Linked DNA regions of Homo sapiens: region 1 is linked to region 2. A link is a loop called in an ENCODE intact Hi-C map of the cell type or tissue named here. Cell type or tissue: endothelial cell of umbilical vein. All regions are shown on one strand. Links, peaks and the distances in the headings refer to the core of each region. The heading gives the core; the rest is flanking DNA.

Evidence for each region. A loop is a pair of places that touch in the nucleus more often than their neighbours do. Peaks named below come from ENCODE experiments on the same cell type or tissue, not always from the same donor. Only the 100,000 strongest peaks of a DNase experiment are listed, where the experiment ranks them.
Region 1: a loop joins it to region 2, with 2.6 times the contacts of the local background. A loop is called at or near these places in 3 of 110 quality-filtered maps.

Annotation. Positions count from the first base shown.
Region 1 is chr4:10,088,084-10,090,993 of GRCh38, forward strand. WDR1 (WD repeat domain 1) reads right to left here. Exons shown (of 15, transcript NM_017491.5): 6 at 581-658; 7 at 210-290. Among named protein-coding and RNA genes, the nearest start is that of MIR3138, 11 kb to the left of the region's middle. In endothelial cell of umbilical vein, for the core only: a CTCF peak has its summit at 1,552 (motif pointing right); a DNase peak (open chromatin) is centred at 1,538; H3K27ac peaks cover 1,127 bases.
Region 2 is chr4:10,156,410-10,159,319 of GRCh38, forward strand. No RefSeq gene overlaps it. Among named protein-coding and RNA genes, the nearest start is that of WDR1, 41 kb to the left of the region's middle. In endothelial cell of umbilical vein, for the core only: a CTCF peak has its summit at 1,544 (motif pointing right); a DNase peak (open chromatin) is centred at 1,562.

The sequences.
Region 1 (2,910 bases), core at 249-2,748, 68 kb before region 2:
ACACCCGCCTCCAGGTCTCCCGTTCCAGCCACTACCTTCTCCCATCACCTTATTGCGACCTTAAAGCTTTTCTGGGCAGATATAAAACCGCCCCGACTTATAGCCCCTCATTTCAAGTTTTTGTCTAACTCCGGAGTGAGTGTGGATGGACTGACACGTGGACTCGGCCAAATTCCCACCACTAGGCCGGGAAACACGCTCATACTCACTGCGTAAATCCCACCGTCGTGGGCCTTGCTTCCGCCCAGCGCGCACACCTTCTCCCCAGTCTTCCCGTCATAGATGTATATCTTCCAAGAAATAAAAACATGTGGGTCATGTGTGTGTGAACACCCTCTGGAGTAAGCAGTTTCTCCATGGACTGTGGCTGTAGAAAACCGGGGCTCACAGACTAAGCTCCCAGTGTGGTTTAAAAGCAGACATGCATTTACTGGGCTCTGACGACGAGTCTGCAGATGTGGGGAGGGCGATGTCTAAGTTCTGCATGTCAGGACTAGCATTAGGCAGCCTGCGGCTCTGAGCAGTCACGGGAGCAGGCAGACAAGCCATTCCCCACCCCAAAACCCATCCCAGTTCTTACCTGGCCGTCAGCACTGGCTGTGGCAAATCTGTTCCCATCAGGAGAGAATCGCACACAGTTGACAAAGCGGCTGTGGTCCTGCAGGAAAACAATTACCTGCCTGATGAGGGGCCGCAGGCCTGACTCTAGGTTCAAGAATGCTCTCTATGAAACACAGCTTGCAGCTCCAGCTGTTCATCAGTGTGAACTGTTAGTCCACTGGAAAATTTCAGAGCTTAAAAAAACATCCTGGGCAGTCCCTTAGTGGAGGGGCAGGAGTCTGCTCCAGCCTGCCTGCCATGCTGACCGCTCTACCTGCTGGGAAAGCTGATTAGCCCGAGCGAAGGCAGACCACCTCCAGTTATGCCCCCCCCAGTGAGGTGCCCCCAGCAGCTGCCCTCTTCCCTCTGGGCTCTGAAAGAGCTCAAGCCCCAATCCTTAAGCTTCACGATGGCTGAGACCAGGAGGCCTCTTCCTGGAGGCACCAGCCCTGTCTGGCTCTGTTGCCCAGGCTGGAGTGCAGTGGCACAATCTCTGCTCACTACAAGCTCCGCCTCCCGGGTTCACGCCATTCTCCTGCCTCAGCCTCCCGAGTAGCTGGGACGACAGGTGCCCGCCACCACGCCTGGCTAATTTCTGTATTTTTAGTAGAGATGGGGTTTCCCTTTGTTAGCCAGGATGGTCTCAGTATCCTGACCTCATGTTTCCCCGCTTTGGCCTCCCAAAGTGCTGGGATTACAGGAGTAAGTCACTGCGCCTGGCCAATAATTAACTTTTAAACAAAGTTAATGATTATGACCTTCATCAAGAACAAGAGCCTGAGCGACTAAAAGGAAATGACATGACTTCCAGGGGCGACTCTGTTACTCGAATAAGGAAATGAATGCATTCTTTCCGCAGTCAACAAGAGTTTGTATCAGAGACTGATCCTTAAATAAGCAGTTGTAAAGCTGCCAACACCTGCCCTGCCCTCTTGCTGCCCACCTGCAGGCGGCGCTAACCCGGCAAATGCACATCCAGTGCTAACAACTCTCTTGGCACAGGAAGGGCTCGCTGCTCAGCAGGTACGAACACTAACCTTCAGGAAAAGCAATTCAACCCCAAGGCGGATAAGCTGCCCCGCGCTCTAAGTAAATCACGGACTTAATTTTAAAGCATGAGCTACCTGTGTGGGGGACCTGCCTGTGTTTGATTGTGTAATGTTTTCAGTTGAATTGTGCCTCTCCAAAAGACATGCTGAAGTCCCAACCCTGGGACCCAATGAGACCTTATTCAGAAACAGGGTCTTTGCAGATGCAGTCCAGTTAAAATGAGGTCATTAGGGCAGGCTGTAAATCCAGCAGGACTTGGTGTCCTTTTAAGAGGGAAATCTGGACACAGATACAGAGTTGGGGTGAAGCTGGAGGCAGAGATGGGAGTTCTGCTCACAAAAAGTAACCCCCAGGGCTGTCAGTATCTGGGAAAGACAAGGAAGGACTCGGAGTGCGTCCCTGCCCACACCTTGACTACAGACTTCTGACTTCCAGAGAATAAATTTCCATTGTTTAAGGCACCCAATCTGTGGCTTAACAAACTTTGTTATGGCAGCTGCGGCACACTAACACATGTCATCAATGCTGCCTCTGACACTCATGTAATAACCCACCAAGGTGAGCTGTGCCCATTTCACCAATGAGGAAACATAGGCCCAGAAAGAGGAATCAGGTGCCTGGGGGTCCCAAGGGCCACACTCAAGGAAATCGATGTCCCCACAAAGTCCGTCAGAGTCAGCAGAAGATACAGACACCGTTCAGTCTGGCAATGTCCCCAGGGCAGGCAGTTCTCGTAGAGAGGCCACTCCCCGCCCCAGAAATCTCTCTAGGCCCAAGAGTGATGCGACCCCAGACCTGTGGCACAAAAGCAACCCTGGGCTTCCTGCACTTCAAAGATTAAACCATTTCCTCCAGCCAACAACCCAAACTTGCTTGCCTCAGGTAAGCCCTCCTCAGGGTGCTGCCAAGACCTGCTCACGGCTGGGGTCAGGCTGGACACAGGCCCAGCAGGCCCTGGCCCTGCACCTGAACCAGGATCTCCCACCTCATTGACCCGTGTTTTAACTTAGATGAAAGCCGGAGAAATCACACATTCTGACAAGGGGAGTCCCAGTGCTCCTCGGGAGCTACTGAGGGCGACGACAGTCACGTTTCCATCCCAGTGGATGAGCAGATTGTCCTCCCTGCCTCATTTCAGGGAGTGCTGTCATGGTGCTTGCATTCCGTTCTATGACTGAAGAGCTCGTCCTCTGTAGGTTGTGGTCACCGCCCAAGAGGACAGGGATGGAAGCACCAGGCTGGCTCAGTCTGAACTTGGGC
Region 2 (2,910 bases), core at 258-2,757:
CCAGTGCCCGCCGCTGGGCTCCAGCCTGATCCCTAGAATTCTGCAGTGGAGTGCTGATTGTGCTGAGGCTGGGCTGTGTGATTCCCCTCTTAAGGATGGTTGGCTGGGTGGGACTACAAAAGCAACTTACGGGCCAACCAGGGTTTTCCTAACATCCTTTGACACATCAGTTCTGCTTTTCTGAACTTGCATGGTGAATTGTGAGGAAAGACTAAACTTGTACAAAATCCTTTGACTTAAATGTGCAATGAAGACTATAGAAGATGTGATGTTTTCTATTAGACAAATGTCTCATCTGTTCCAGGTGGAAGTAGATAGGAGTCATCACCTGAACTCGCTTGTTACTTGACTATGCTGTTATTGAGTACGTTTTAGTGTCTTAAATACAATGAAAGTCATTCTCAGAAAACATTAACTGTCGGCTTTCTCCCAACTGAAGAGCTTATGGGCTTTCCAACAAGACCATCTCTGCTTGTCAAGACACCTTGGAATGGAAAGTGAATGCTGCTCTGCCTCATTTCCCATCTTTTATTTCTAATCCCTAAAGGAAGGGGACTGAACTACAGAAACCACTCTATCCTGTTGTTGCATGACAAGGGGAGCCTGATCTGGACAACTGTTTCTTAGCATTTCCAACTTGGAGTTTGATATGTCTTAATCCTTAGGAGCTACATGTGGCCCCAGGAGGACTGAGCCAGCAGCAGGTGCATTGGATGAAAGTCGATGCAGGGGGGAGACCAGGGAAGAAGCAAACTCCATGACAGGAAGAGGGGGGTTCAGCTTTCAGGTACAGTGTCTGATCACTGGCAGTCAGCACTTGACCTGTTCTAGAAATGGCTCCTGGGGCTGCTGTGATCATGCTTGTAGACAAAGGAGCCAGCCTGGCTTCCTGGGAAAAGGACTAGAAGCCTTGGGTTCCTGGAGGTGGCCTTGAGGACTCTAGGGATAAAGGGATCTGATGGGAATACTTTACCTTGGAATGCAGCCGGAGGAGCCATCCTAGGCAGTGACCCGGGAATCCTTCAGTGTACTTTGTGAAAGAGGCTGTCTGCTGTCATAACTGATCTCTTCCATACTTGGTGGTTTTTCCTTCCCAGGCACTAGTATTACATACATCTTGTTTCTTAAGTCACTACTTGGTAAGAGAAGCGTTGCCTCAAAGCAGGTAATTCTGTGTACTGTGAACCTAGAGCCACCAGGGAAGGCCACACTTCTCTAACGGTGAAGTGAGTCTGCCCAGGCAGTCATCTCCAGTGATGGGTCCTGGAGGCTCTGCCCTCTGTGGCCTGGGGTTGCTGCTGTGCCCCTTACAAGACAGCCTGCTGTGTGTGGCTGCCATCTCCTAAACTCAAGTTTGGCTCATTTTCTTTGAGCATGGGTGATATATCTTTTTCCTTTCCTAGGAGAAGGGGTGACTTCTAAATAATAAAGTTCCATTGTTGCTAGGGCACATGATCTTTGTTGGGTGGGGTGATGTCAGAATGCTAAGTTCCTAAGAACTTACCATTTCATTGTCTGTTGTGATGCCTCATGGCCACCAGGTGGTGCTTAAGGACCCTCAGCCAAGGGCCAGAATGGAAACAAGCTGATGGCTCTTGGAACTCCTGGACGGATTTGAGGAATACACTGGGGGAGGAGTTCTTGTTACTCTTATCATTTTCATTAGATTCGTCTGGATCCTGTGTGAACTAATGCCATCCCCCTGAACAAATGGCTTCTGAAATGTGGACAATTCCTGCCTGGGGAGGCAGCCATGGATGAGCAGGAGAGCCCAGGTTCTCCTGCCTGGCAGGAGTCTGAGCTCAGTGCTTAGAGGCTGCTCTGCGCACCCCACCCCCACCCCCACCCCCACCCCCACCCCCACCCCCACCCACCAGGCCGGGCACCGTGCTAAGCAGGCAAATGTTCTCAGTGTTAGGCGAGCATCCCATGTTACAATCACGTGATCCCAGGTACCAAGTTTGTTTGCAGTAATTTTCACGGAAAACATGAACACAATCAGCTTGGCTTATGAACTATTTTTTGCCGTGGAAATACGTACAAAGCCTGCTTTGTTCTGTAGACTAGTATCACATGACATTGGTTAGAATGTAAACTTGAAAAACATCCAACAGACTTAAACTCCTTACAACATAATTTATACAAAGAGTTTATAGTCTTCAGGACTGAGAACAAGAATAAAAGACCGTTTTTACTTGGTAACTGTATTGCTTAAATTATAACATTTCGTAACTACATTAACTATTGTCAAGTAAAGTGGAAAGAACACAAACCATGATGGACATGCTTTTACATAAAAGCACCTCCTAGGCAACTCTGCCCTTCAGGAAGTGTTGCTCACCTAGAAGGCTGGCACTGCTGTGTGAGCGGTGTTTCCTAGTTATGTAGGCTGGCCTGATGAGCTATGTATGGCAGCACTAGCAGGACCTGCTCGAAACGACAGAACTCTCCACAATACTTTGAGAAATGATTCCACATCCTAAAGCCCAAAATCATGAAAATTGTCTCAAAGTTGGGGCTTTTTTCAAAAACTCAGGTCAACCATGCCATTCAGCTGCTCCTTTGTGGGTCCCCTCAGATTCTGTGGGTCCCCTCAGATTCTGTGGGTCCATGTCCACAGGTGACTCGTTCAAAACACTAGTCCCAGGCAGCTCTCAGCAAAGGTGGTGGGGGTTGCACACCTGCTCCAGCACAGAGGCCTCCTGGGGCTCTTGACAGGGCAACAGCTGGGGCTGCATCTCCCTTGACATCTCCTATTTTCAATGGAGAAGCGTCAGGTGACTATGCCCTAAGTGTATGCAGGCCAGGCAGATGTTGGGGTGCCCTTCCATCAAGGTCTGGTGGGGCTTTCTCTGAAAGGATATATGGCTGCTGTCCTGGTCCGTGGAGATGACTTTGTAGTAGCTGCCT